Linked DNA regions of Homo sapiens: region 2 is linked to region 1. A link is a contact called in ENCODE Hi-C or POLR2A ChIA-PET data. All regions are on one chromosome and are shown on one strand. Each heading gives the region's core, a stretch centred on a gene start or an enhancer-like site at or near the end of the contact. The rest is flanking DNA. Distances are from core to core; before and after follow the strand shown. Region 1 overlaps MTOR (mechanistic target of rapamycin kinase). Region 2 overlaps MTOR (mechanistic target of rapamycin kinase).

Region 1 (6,894 bases), core at 2,115-4,614:
AGAGCCCTTGCTGGTTGTGTTTAGAAAGTCTGGAGCTGGATTACTGAGAAATTATAGGATATTGGCTCGTGTAGCAACTTTTGAATGAAAAGTCAGTAGTTTCTTCTTGAATCCCGGAAGGGTTGCTGCTTCCCATTGTGGCCAGAGTCCTCATGTCTGTCTAGATTCTTTGTCAAGGGTTGGCATGCCAAGTCTGTCTGCTTTTTGATGCCAATGCAAGAGATACACATTATCACCCCATCACCTCTATCTATCTCTCATTCTTTCTTAGTGCCTCTTTGATGGTTCTCATTCCCATGGTATCTACAGAAGAAGAGGATAGAATTGATTCTTCCTGTTTTAATTGATAGGGAAATCAGAGGCGAGGCTCAGGGCCATAGGGAAAACTAGCAGCAATCAGAAATTTGGGGCTCTTTTTTCCGTGAAATGGTCTGGCCCAAGAGCTGCACTGCCTTTTTTTGTTTGTTTGTTTTTGAGATGGAGAGTCTTACTCTGTTGCCCAGGCTGGAATACAGCACTGCAACCTCTGCCTCCCGAGTTCAAGCAATTCTTCTGTCTCAGCCTCCCAGGTAACTGGGACTACAGGTGCACACCAGCACACCTGGCTAATTTTTGCATTTTTAGTAGGGAGGGGTTTTGCCATGTTGGCCTGGCTGTTCTCAAACTCCTGACCTCAAGTGATCTGCCTGCTTCAGCTTCCCAAAATGCTGGGATTACAGGCATGAGCCACTGTGCCTGGACGCCTTTTTTTTTTTTTTAAAGGTTTGTTTTATTTTTAATTGACTCAGGGAGGGGGAATAGGGAGAGGTTGGTGAATGAGTGCAAGGTTCCAGTTAGACAGGTGGAATAATTTCTGGTGGTCTGTTGCCCATTGCCTTTTATTGTTTTTATTTTAACTTAATTTTATTTTTTTGGAGACAGGGTCTCACTTTGTCACCCAGGCTGAAGTACAGTGGCATGATGTAGCCTCGACCTCCTGGGCTCAAGTGATCCTCCTGCTTCAGCCCCTCAAGTAGCTGGGACTACAGGCGTGTGCCACCACACCTCGATACTTTTTGTATAGCCCGTTGCCTTTTGACAAGTAGCCTGAGTGAATGGGGGTGGGGTATGGGGTTGCAGGAGGGTTTTCTAGACTTAACCCATATTCCCTCAGGGCAGGCCTATTTCTGACATTGAAAGTTAACATTGATTCTCCCAACTATTCCAGGAAAATATTATTACCCCAAAATAAATTGTTTCTGAACTTTCTAGATGGGATCATATTGCTTCACATTTCTTCCTCTTCTGGTATTAGAGAGGCATGCCTGTGATGTCATTCTGTCAGCCCCATAGCTGTTGAGAGCAGGGCCTGAGCCATGCTGCTCCTGGTGTTCTTCCTTATTCATGGCACCAGTCAGCCCAGCTCTTCATCTGTTTAGTTCTTACCCTCCTCGCTGCACTCTTCATGTTAGTATACCTCCCTCCCTTGCCACTGCCCCCGCTGCCACCGTCAGAGTCCTTGAGGTCCTTACTGTTCAAGTCAGGTAGGTAGTATTTGCCTACCAACTTGTCTGAATTCCCTAGGGGAACCAAGGAGCTGCTGAACAGATGTTTGCCTAATTTAATTCCCTTTACTTTATTTTGGGGGAGTAATTATTTTTATTGATGGTTTCAGTTATGAAGTTGTGAACGGTAAGAAGCTAAATTAAACAGAGCAATTTAGAGAAAACCAACCCATCATGTACTGTTTTAGGCTTTTGTGGTTTGAGTAATAGAAAAGCCAAAAACCGTTTACTCCTTGATGGTGAGAGGCTATTCATTGGTTCCTAATAGACCTTGAACTCCCAACAGTGTTAGAACATACTAGGAAGAAAGATATGAATGCTAATGTCTGTTAGGAGGTTGTTTGTTACTAACCATGCTCTGCCTGAAGTCACGTCATGCCATGTGTAGCTCTAACACTCTCTGTTGTTTTGTCCTAGCTGACTATAGCACTAGTGAAATGCTGGTCAACATGGGAAACTTGCCTCTGGATGAGTTCTACCCAGCTGTGTCCATGGTGGCCCTGATGCGGATCTTCCGAGACCAGTCACTCTCTCATCATCACACCATGGTTGTCCAGGCCATCACCTTCATCTTCAAGTCCCTGGGACTCAAATGTGTGCAGTTCCTGCCCCAGGTCATGCCCACGTTCCTTAACGTCATTCGAGTCTGTGATGGGGCCATCCGGGAAGTAAGTACCTCAAACCCCAATCCTTCTCTTTCTCCTCTGCACCACACATGCACAGATCCATCTGTGCTTCAGCTTCTTAATTGTGCATTCTCTGTGCCCCTGAGCCCAATGCCTTCCTCCCCCTTAACTCCCAACATATAAAGTGTACAATCAGCTCACTCCAGTGTCCTGGCTAAAAGGGCCAGGTGCAGTGGCTCACACCTATAATCCTAGCACTTTGGGAGGCCGAAGTGGGCAGATCACCTGAGGTCAGGAGTTTGAGACCAGCCTGGCCAACATGGTGAAACCCCGTCTCTACTAAAAATACAAAAATTAGCCATGCGTGATGGTGCACGCCTATAATCCCAGCTACTCGGGAGGCTAAGGCAGGAGAATCCCTTGAACCTGGGAGGTAGAGGTTGCAGTGAGCTGAGATCGAGCCACCGTGCTTCAGCTTGGACGACAGAGTGAGACTCTGTCTCAAGAAAAAGATGGCTAAAAGATGAATAGCCTGGGGGAGGAAAAGCATTGTCATTCTCAGTAATCTAGAGTTCAGTCCGGTTGTAGATGCCCCACAAATAGAAAATCAGTCTGGATTTCTGGTTGCTCCTTCATGACGAGATTTAAGTCGTAACATTTTTAGTGAAAATACTACACAGGTGAAGTTGAATGCTTCTTACTGGATCTCATACTGCCACCAGTTGGTCCCATTACTGTTGATCCTCAGTGCGAGCATGCGGCCGAGTAGGTGTTTATCCGATCTCTCCATTGTAAGCTTATCTGTTTTCCTTTGCCATTAGTGAGTAATCTGTGGGGTGACACTTTGAGACTCCATGGCTATCCTGTTCCTCAGCTACCTTCCATCCGGTGATTTTAGCATCCGTTGATAATCCTCACTTGAGTTGATTATCACACTGGTGGTTGCAAAGTGATGACTTTCTAATTTTGCTATTCCTTCTCCATTTTATTAGCTGGCAGCATTTTTCTGTGAAGAGGAATTTTCCCCTCCCCCACCTCTCACTCTTGCTGTTTCTTGTGTCTTTCTTTAAACCACAGAATATGCAAAATGGTTCTAAGATTATATGTCCCTACTACTACCAACCACAGATCTAAGTAAAGTTCAGAGTAGCTTTGTAGTTCCTGTTATTCTTAGAATACACTCTACTAAGGGTGTACAGTAAGAGTACTATGTTTAAAAGATACCTCAATTAGTTACTTTTCCCTCTGATCATATTGTCAACATGATGTACATTTAGAGGAGATAGCATGTTTTTAGAAATTATGTTTCCTAACTTTGTGTCTGGAGTATAGACATACTGTTTATTTGTTTCTATTGTATTTATAACTATCAACCTAATTGAATTTTTTTTTTTTTTTTTTTTTTTTTTTTTGAGACAAAGTCTCACTTTGTTGCCCAGGCTGGAGTGCAGTGGTATGATCTCAGTTCATTGCAGCCTCTGCCTCTCAGGTTCAAGCAATTCTCCTGCCTCAGCCTCTTGAGTAGCTGGGATTACAGGGGTGCACCACCAAGCCCGGCTAATTTTTGTATTTTTAGTAGAGACAGGGTTTCGCCATGTTTGCCAGGCTGGTCTTGAGCTCCTAACCTCAGGTGATCCAACTGCCTCAGCCTCCCAAAGTGCTGGGATTACAGGCATGAGCCACCACGCCTGGCCGGAATTCTTATTAACTCTAATAATTTACCTGTAAATTCTCTCAGGTTTTTACTCTATATAATTATATAGTCTGGTGGGCGGGGGCGGGGGCGGGGGTGGGGGGAAGAAAAATTAAAAAAGGAAGTTTTGTTTTTTAGTTTTAATCTTGTAAACCACCACTTAGTGACACAGTAAGGAAAAGTAATAAGTACTAAAAAAGTCATAAGACCTCTACTACCATGTTTTTGGTTTTTGAGATAGGGTCTAGCTCTGTTGCCCAAGCTGGTGACACAGAGGTTGCAATAGGTGATATGGGCTCACTGCAACCTCCACCTCCTGGGCTCAAATAATCCTCCCACCTCAGCCTCCCGAGTAGCTGGGACTACAGGCATTTACAACCACACCCAGCTGATTTTTTGGGTTTCGCCATGTTGCCCAGGCTGGTATCAAACTCCTGGGCTCAAGCTATCTGCCCACCTTGGCCTCCCAAAGCACTGGAATTACAGGAGTGAGCCACTGTACCCGGCCTACTTCCATGTTAATTAGATGCAGTGATAGTGGAAATCTATAACCTTGCTCCTGATTTTAATGGGACTGCTGTTAAGATTTCACCATGAAGTATAATATTTGTTGTAGCTTTTTGGTAGATATCTTTTTATTTTATTTTTATTTTTAAAAAAATACGGAATGCTTCACAAATTTGCCTGTTATCCTTGCATATGGGCCATGCTAATCTTCTCTAGATTGTTCCAATGCTAGTATACGTGCTGCCAAAATGAGCACTAGATAGCTTTATAAAGGTCAAATATTCTCATATAAAGAGAATACTAAAGAGTTTTATTATGAATGTATATTGAATTCTTTAGTCTGTAATAGTCATATGGTTTTTCTCTTTTAATGTGTTAAATATGTTGAATCACACTGATAACGTGTTCTAATGTAAGAATGCTGGCATTCTTATATTAAAACCACCTTGGTTATAATGTATTTTTAAATTTCGATCTTATGTCAGTTCAGCTTAGAATTTTTGGATCTGTGTTCTTGATTGAATTGGTCTATAATTTTCTCTTTCTTAACTATGGGCTCAAAGATCTGTTTAGCTTTTCTGTATCTCCTTGAAGCAGTTTTGGCTACTTTTTTTTAGGAAGCTGTTCATTTTGTCTAAGTGATAAAACTTGTTGACATGAAATTGTTCACACTGTTCTCTTACATTTTAATTTTTTTAAGATCTTTTTTTATGCCCCAGAACTGAGTGGATTATGTTTTAATTTTCTACTAGAGATTTGTTAAAGCATTTTTCAAAGAAGCAACTATCGGCCAGGTGCGGTGGCTCATGCCTATAATCCCAGCACTTTGGGAGGCCAAGGCGGGTGGATCATCTGAGGTTCGGAGTTCAACTCCAGCCTGGCCAACATGGAGAAACCCCATCTCTACTAAAAATACAAAAATTAGCCGGGCATGGTGGCACATGCTTGTAATCCCAGCTACTCAAGAGGCTGAGGTGGGAGAATCGCTTGAATCTGGGAGGTGGAGGTTGCAGTGAGCTGAGATTGTGCCATTGCACTCCAGCCTGGATGGCAGAGCAAGATTCTGTCTCAAAAAAAAAAAAAAAAAGAACCAATTTTTGACTTGTTGATCTATTATTATTTTACTTTTTCTGCTTTTTAAAAAAAATTGTGTTAGAATGTTAAGTCATTGTCAGTCTTCTTTTCTAATGTAATCTCTTAAGGCTATGAATTTCACTCCAAGTATTAACTGCTTTCCAAAATTTCTTAAAGCTTACATACCGTAAGATATGTGGGGGGAAAATTTAAAATAAAAAATTTATTTATTTATTTACAAGTCAGATAAAATTTACATACCGTAAAATTCATTGATTTTTAATATATTTACAGAGTTATGCAGTTATCACTAATAATCTAATTTTAGAAAACTTAAATCACCCCAGCAAAAAAACCTCCTGTCCATTTTCAGTCATTTTCTGTTTCTGCCTCATCCCTGGGCAACTACTAATCTGCTTCTCTCTCTATAGATTTACTTTTTCTGGGCATTTCATGTAATTGGTGTCATAGAATATGTGGTCTTTTGCATCTGGCTTCTTTCACTTAAAACTTTTGAGGTTCATCCATGTGTGGCATGTATCAGTAATTCATTCTTCCTTTATTACTCAGTAGTGATGTAGTATTTTCATTATTGTCCAGAAATATTTTCCAGTGTTAGAATTTCTTCTTTTACCCTTGAGTTATTTAGAAGTGGGTATTTTATTTGTAAACTTAAAGGGTTTTTAATTTCTCTTTTTTATATTGATTTCTAACTTAATTGCATTGTGTTTATGATTCTTTCATGCTTGCTGGAACTGCTTTAATGGTCTAGTGGTTGATTGATTTTCATAAATATTTCCTATATCCTTGGGAATACTTGTGTATTTGCTAACGTTATGGACAGGGTTTTACATAAGTCATTAGATTGAATTTATTACTTATTGTGTTCAAATCTTTTGTGTCCTTCTAATTTTTGTTTGTTTGATCTATCAATACTGAGAGAAGTGAGACAAAAATCTCCCTTTACATTGGTGGGCTTTTTTCTGATAGTTTAGTCAATCTTGTTTTATGTATCTTTGAGATTATATTACTAGATGCATGCAAATTTTAAATCCTGATATCTTCCTGGTAAGTTGACTCTTTTATCATTATGCAATAATCCTTCTTATCTTTAATAATACCTTAAAACGTATTTTACGTAACATTAATATAGCTGTACCAGCTTTTTTTTGGAGGTATATGTCTTTTCCAATTCTTTTACTTTTAACTGTCTTGTGACTTTTTGTTTTGGATGCTGTCTTGTAAATATAGCTAGATTATCTTTTTAATCCAATTTAAAAATGTTTGTCTTTTAACCAGTGCATTCTAGGCCAATTGCATTTATTGTGATTGCTGTTATATTTGGCCTATTTATTTTATTTTATTTTATTTTATTTTATTTTATTTTATTTTATTTTGAGACGGAGTATCGCTCTTGTTGCCAGGGTGGAGTGCAATGGTGTGATCTCGG
Region 2 (6,546 bases), core at 535-3,034, 51 kb after region 1:
GGTGGCCTGGTATCTAACAAGTGCTGCTGCTAACCAGCCATGGGATCTATCAGTGGGAGGAAACGGGTATGCAGCCAGTAAAAGCAATTATGAAGACTGAATGGAGTGGAAAATACCTGTGTTAGTGAAAAGGCAGCATACAAAATTGTATCTATACTTTCATCACCAGTATGTATAAAATATGCATTTATGCAGAATATGCGCAGGTAAAAGTATCTTGGAAAGGTGATTATATTACAATCAACTTCCCTCCTCCATTTTTTTCTTTTTAAAAAGTGGTACTTCCACTCACCAATCTTGAAAAGATGAGTTTTTTTGCACACGCGCCCCCATTCCCCCACGCACTTCCTAATCTCAAAAACTGTTAACATTCTACCCTCTTTATTCTAAGGGCTCACACTTTCTCACATACAGATTTAGCGTGTCCTCTAGGCATTGTGACAGACAAACCATTTAAACTGTGACCAGACAGAAACAAGGATGAAGACATAGTAAGAATTCTTTTTATTTTTAGGCCACTCTGAGCCTGAGACATCAGGAATCTTTTGTTTTGTTTTTGGAGACAGAGTCTCACTCTGTCACCCAGTCTGGAGTGCAGTGGTGCGATTGTAGCCCACTGCAGCCTCACACTCGTGGGCTCAAGTGTTCCTCCCGCCTTAGTCTCCCAAATAGCTGGGACTGCAGACACAGATCACCTCACCCAGCTAATTTTTAAATTTTTTGTAGATTCGAAGTCTTGCTATGTTGCTCAGGCTGGTCTTGAATTCCTGTCCTCAAGCAGTCATCCTGTCTCGGCCTCCCAAGGTGGTGGGATTACAGGCATGAGCCACCGCGCCTAGCCAAAGAAACCTATTTTGACTGTCTAAAGCTGGCCACCTCTCTTGCACCAAACTTTTTTTTATCTTGGTGCCTTAGGTCCCCAAGAGCTCCAAGTACACCAAATGCCCCAGCTTTGAAACCTTGTAATGGGGCCAGCCTTCTCTTAATATATAAAGTTCTTTTTCCTAAGTTCCAGCCCTGCCAGACCCAGAGGTACTGTCTTCATCATCTGATTCTGGCTTTGTTTCCCTTCACTTCCCCTCCTGTCTGCATTCCGGCAGCCCTCCCAACCTTCTGCCCCGTCACTTTTCAGATGTTTTCATTTTGCTTCTGTCTGCCCTGCTGTCCTTTCTCTTCTACATTAGTCTGTTCATTCTTGAGTTCCCCAGACCATTCTCCTGTTCCCAGATTCCCAAGGTAGCTTCCTGATAAAGACATCAAGGCCTAGCCAACCCCAGATCTTCCTGGCCCTAGAAGGAATCAGACTATTTGGTTGTTAATCCTGCGTTGGGCACAGAGCTAAGCCTCAGTGCTGGGAGAAGTGACAGGAGAATCTCAAGCAGTTACCACTCCATGAGAGAAACTGCTTGATACAGTGGTTAGGACCCAAAGCAGTGTCCAGGGTGGCCTCAGTGTGGCTGGTCAGGCCACTTCAGTCAGACCTGCCACAGCCCCATCAGCTGTGATGCATGTGTCACCAGCCTGGCGCCAGGGGAATTCAGAGAATTCTCACTTGACAGGGAACCAAATGAAACTCAGACTGTGGTCTGCACTAGAAATAGACAGGAGAAAGAAGGTCCACAGCCATTTGGGAAGCCAGTGGGTGTGTTCTCATACATTCCTGATGGGAGCGCTGGGGAAGCCTGAGCGTTGCCCCAGCTGTGCCTGCAGATGCTCCTTGCTGCCTGAGGACTTTCCGACAGGCGCCGCCTTGTGTGGAAGAGGCTTGCATCACTTTGCTCTGAACCCCAGAGGTCACGCGGCACCAAGACTGAGGGATGAGGGCGATAACCAAGTGGGCCACTCAAGGAGGCACTGCCATGTCAAGTTACTGTGGACTCAGCATCTGTCCAGAAGCCTGTGGAGCCGTGACTGAGGGCACTTCCAGAGACAATGTTCTCCAGGTTTCTCTTCAGGTGGCAGGAAAGGCGTTTAGACTGCTTTGCTGTGGGTCAGCATTAAGTCCTTGAGCAGTTAATGACCCACTATTTCAGTCAATCTCATCCTCCTCCAATAAAAGGCAGTGAGGGGGCTGGGCACAGTGGCTCATGCCTGTAATCCCAGCACTTTGGGAGGCTGAGGCGGTTAGATCATTTGAGGTCAGGAGTTCAAGACCAGCCTGGCCAACATGGTGAAAACACATCTCTACTACTAAAAATAGAAAAATTAGCTGGGCAGTAGTGGCGCGCACCTGTAATCCCAGCTACTGGAGAGACTGAGGCATGAGAATCCTTGAGCCTGGGAGGCAGAGGTTGCGGTGAGCCGAGATTGCGCCACTGCACTCCAGTCTGGGTGACAGAGTGAGACCCTGTCTCAAAAAAAAAAAAAAAACCTGCTAGGGAGAGCCTGAGAGGAAAGGGCTATGGGGAGGCAGCAGGCGCCACTGCCCACGTGAGCTGCTCTACCGTCACTCCTGACAGGGCCTTTGCCGGGGGAAGTGTCTGCACAGCTGAACCACCCGCTGCTCAGCTCGCATGCTTGCCCTGCCTTGGGAACAAGGTTTCTGGATAGTGGGGATAAGATGTTCAGCGTAATGGTGTGATGTTTGCTATAGGAAGGCAGCAAGGCAATTTCTTAGTATTAGTTCTGCTCAGCTCTAGAAAATGTTTTCCTTGATTGCCAAGAACTTTCCCAGCTCAATTCAAAACTCGAATTTGATGAAAGGAGGCTCTGCAATTCAGCCTCCTTTAATCAGAATTCAATCTTGGGCTGGGGTGGGGAGAGTGGAGAATGAATGAGAATGAATATGTCTGTACAGCGGCCTCCTTCTGCCCCTGATACCCAGATTCACCATGTTCTCCTTTCCGCCTGTCTTCGTTGTCTTCCTAACGCCAGGTTCAGTTTGTGGGCTCTGGATTCTATTATGCGGATAGGCAGTTTCTGTTTGTTCTACAGATTCACAACTGTATGATAGCAACTGGATGTTATAACTGGAAACTGGAGTAGAATACCAACATACCCCACACCCATGTTAGGGAGGCAGTGGGAATCACTAGTTTAGAAAATTCTTGGGACTCAGTTCTCTTTTCCTTTTGGCCTCAGTAGGCGTCAAGAGGAGATGGGAAATCTGATTGACCTGTCATTTCTGCACACTGTTATAGGCACGTTGCTGACAAGCCTCAGTTTCTTTAAACTTGTTTGTGTTCAGATCTTTTCCACCAGACCAGCATCAGCAGGGTCTGGTTTGTGGTGTTACGTACTCCTCTTCTGTTGGGCTGGAGCTTTGAACAGTTTGCCCTTTATAAGCCTGCAGCATTAATAGGGAAAGACTGAGGGGCACCCAAGGGGGTGTTTATAGAATGGGCTTTATAAAACTCCCAGCTGCCCCGTAAAACAAGAGTTCCTCGCTAAGGGGGCTTTTGAGCAAAGGTGATTTCTTCACAGGAGCCGAACATACAGTCTCTGCCTTCAGTCTCATAAAAACCACATCTCATTAGAAAAGGGACATAATTCAAAGGACGGCTTTGTATCACCCAGGTAGGCAGGAGATCTGGGACTTAGTGGCTGTGAACTCCTGCATTTTCACAGAGACTTGCTTGTCCTGCACTTTGCAGCCTGAACTATAAGCCTGGCTGTCTTTGAAAAGCCTGCTGTGATGGCATGCTGACTTGTCACGTGGAAGGCTGGAGGCATATTAGTAGCTTCTGGAAGGAAATAAAAAATGTGAGATGGGAGCTTGGGAGTAAGAGAGGAATGTTAGTGAGGAAGTTAAAATGAAGGCACAGGAGGGCTCCCTTCTCCTGCACAATGAGTTCTAGAGAGAGAGTTAATGGAAACATCCCACCCATTGCTCACACTCGTTCATTTTACAGCTAATTCCTGGGTGCCTACTGATGCCAAGAGGAGAAAGCTAAGACACCGCCTGTCCCTCCCATTGCAGAGCTTGCAGTATACCCTTCATTATTACTTAAGATACTTTTTTCTCTTTACCTCAACATGGCACTAAAGATACTTTTCCGTGGTAACATTTTTAAGAGAAAGTCACCTTTTAAGGGAAGGCAATAGCCTGTGACCTACTGGGCTGTGTTTTCTTCATATATAAAATGAGAATATTAATAATAGTTTCACAGGGTCGAAATAATACATAGAAACAATAAGCGCAGTGCCTGGCACATATGGTGAGCTCTCTTCTTATTTTGGTATCTTCTTCTTGTATCTTCTTCTTGTTGCCTCCCGTGATGGAGTGCCAGAAGGCATGGAGGAAGAAGAAAAAATTAAGATCCCAAACAAGATAACAGACTCTCTTGATCACCAGGATTAATAAGCCTGCTGACTTCACTGTCCAGAGCATCCACATCCATAATTAGTATTCTCCAGCAGCTTTAGAGGCGTGCATGGGAACTCCTCAGAAGGAAATAAGAGAAATGTAGCTTAGGGAGAAAGTCCTGTAGGAAATTAAAGTGAAAAAGGGGGAAGAGGAAATAAATACACAGGCTGATAGCAGCTGGTTCACTAAAAATCTCTTTATTCTTTGAACAATCAAGAGAGTAGGTGTGGCTGGGCGTGGTGGCTCATGCCTGTAATCCTAACAATTTGGGAGGCTGAGACAGGCAGATCACTTGAGCTCAGGAGTTCGAGACCAGCCTGGGCAACACGGCAAAACTTCATTTCTACTAAAAATACAAAAAAAAAATAATAATGTGTGTGGTGGTGTAGGCCTTTGAGAGGCTGAGGTGGGAGGATTGCGTGAGTCCAGGGGGTGGAGGTTGCAGTGGCCTGAGATCGCACCATTGCACCCCACCTTGGATAACAGAACCAGACCTTGTTGTGAAAAAAAGAGAGTGGGCTAGGCGAGGTGGCTCACATCTGTAATCCCAGCACTTTGGGAGACCGAGGCGGACAGATCACCTGAGGTCAGGAGTTCTAGACCAGCCTGGCCAACGTGGCAAAACCCCATCTCTACTAAAAATACAAAAATGAGCCAGGTATGCTGGTGGGCACCAGTAATCCCGGCTACTCAGGAGGCTAAGACAGGAGAATTGCTTGAACCCAAGAAGCGGAGGGTGCAGTGAGCTGAGATCGTGCCATTGCACTCCAGCCTGGGTGACAGAGTGAGACTCGGTCTCAAAAAAAAAAAAAGAAAAGAGAGTGGATATGGACAGTGACCTTCTTACCTTCAGGTTCTCAAATCAGAGACAAAGAAATTAATTTCTCAGAGCGAGAGTGTTCATTTTTCATGAGTTTAGTCAAAGTTGTAATTTTTTTTTTTTTTTTTGAGACAGAGTCTTGCTTTTTTCGCTCAGGCTGGAGTGCAGTGGTGCGATCTCAGCAACCTCCACCTCCTGGGTTCAAGTGATCCTCCTGCCTCAGCCTCCCGAGTAGCTGCAATTACAGGCGTTCGCCACCACGCTCCACTAACTTTTGTATTTTTAGTAGAGATGGGGTTTCACCATGTTGGCCAGGCTGGTCTCGAACTCCTGACCTCGTGATCCGCCCACCTCGGCCTCCCACAGTGCTGGGGTTATAGGCGTGAGCCACCGCGCCTGGCCCAAAGTTGTATTTTTTTTTTTTTTTTTTTTTGAGACAGAGTCTCGCGGTCACCCAGGTTGGAATGCAGTGGTGTGATCTCGGCTCACAGCAAGCTCCACCTCTCGGGTTCATGCCATTCTCCTGCCTCAGTCTCCTGTGTAGCTAGGACTATACAGGCGCCCACCACCATGCCTGGCTAACTTTTTTGTATTTTTAGTAGAGACGGGGTTTCACCATGTTAGCCAGGATGGTCTCGATCTCCTGACCTCGTGATCTGCCCACCTCAGCCTCCCAAAGTGCTGGGATTACAGGCGTGAGCCACCGCGCCCAGCCAAAGTTGTAATTTTTTAATGATTATGTTCTTACTGCTCAATAAGAGCTTATCATGGATCCCAAGGTGCACCCCCAAGTTTAATGGCCACTGGTAAAGGCCTGGTCCCCCAGTGAGCCCAGCCTGTTGCCCTCTTTCCTGCCCACTGAGCTCTGTCTGCAGCCTGACCTGCCTCCACACATTCAGATGGGAAATATTATACAGATAAGTCATAGGACTCTCCCTCTCTCTTTTTTTTTTTTTTTTTGAGATGGAGTTTTGCTCTTGTTGCCCAGGCTGGAGTGCAGTGGCACAATCTTGGCTCACTGCAACCTTCCCAGGTTCAAGTGATTCTCCTGCCTCAGCCTTCCCAGTAGCTGGGATTACAAGCATGTGCCACAACACCTGGCTAATTTTTGTATTTTTAGTAGAGATGGGGTTTCACCATGTTGGCCAGCCTGGTCTCAAACTACTGACTTCAGGTTATCCTCCTACCTTGGCCTCCCAAAGCTCTGGAATTACAGGCATGAGCCACCGTGCCTGGCCTGGACTCTCTCTTAAAGGAGTTAAGGCCATATGTTTTTACATTTTTAATTTGCAAAGCTATGCTGGTCAGTCCTTAGAGGTGGTATATCAAGGCTGTAGCTGTATTAAGGTAAAATTTGTTTCTCTTTCGAGGTCCCTAATCACTACTTCCTAATTTTGATCAGTTTGTTGTAAAACTCATT

Evidence for each region. Hi-C counts contacts between places; a loop is a spot of excess contacts on that map. ChIA-PET counts read pairs that join two places held with the same protein, here RNA polymerase II (POLR2A).
Region 2: a loop to region 1 is called in a map of breast epithelium, with 6 times the contacts of the local background. The contact joins two enhancer-like sites. A Hi-C loop is called at or near these places in 2 of 168 maps with a recorded cell type or tissue (breast epithelium and psoas muscle). POLR2A ChIA-PET finds 5 or more read pairs at or near these places in 4 of 52 experiments (CD4-positive, alpha-beta T cell, WTC11, activated CD4-positive, alpha-beta T cell and 1 more).

Annotation. Positions count from the first base shown.
Region 1 is chr1:11,223,986-11,230,879 of GRCh38, reverse strand. It overlaps MTOR (mechanistic target of rapamycin kinase), which reads left to right. Exons shown (of 58, transcript NM_004958.4): 19 at 1,962-2,212. It also overlaps the pseudogene RNU6-291P. Among named protein-coding and RNA genes, the nearest start is that of MTOR, 35 kb to the left of the region's middle. Within about 2 kb of position 3,364, at least 3 of the 41 ENCODE cell types and tissues checked have a DNase peak (open chromatin) inside an H3K27ac peak, as active enhancers do.
Region 2 is chr1:11,171,571-11,178,116 of GRCh38, reverse strand. The region is part of intron 28 of MTOR (mechanistic target of rapamycin kinase); the gene reads left to right. Among named protein-coding and RNA genes, the nearest start is that of ANGPTL7, 15 kb to the left of the region's middle. RefSeq lists an enhancer at 1-269. Within about 2 kb of position 1,784, at least 3 of the 41 ENCODE cell types and tissues checked have a DNase peak (open chromatin) inside an H3K27ac peak, as active enhancers do.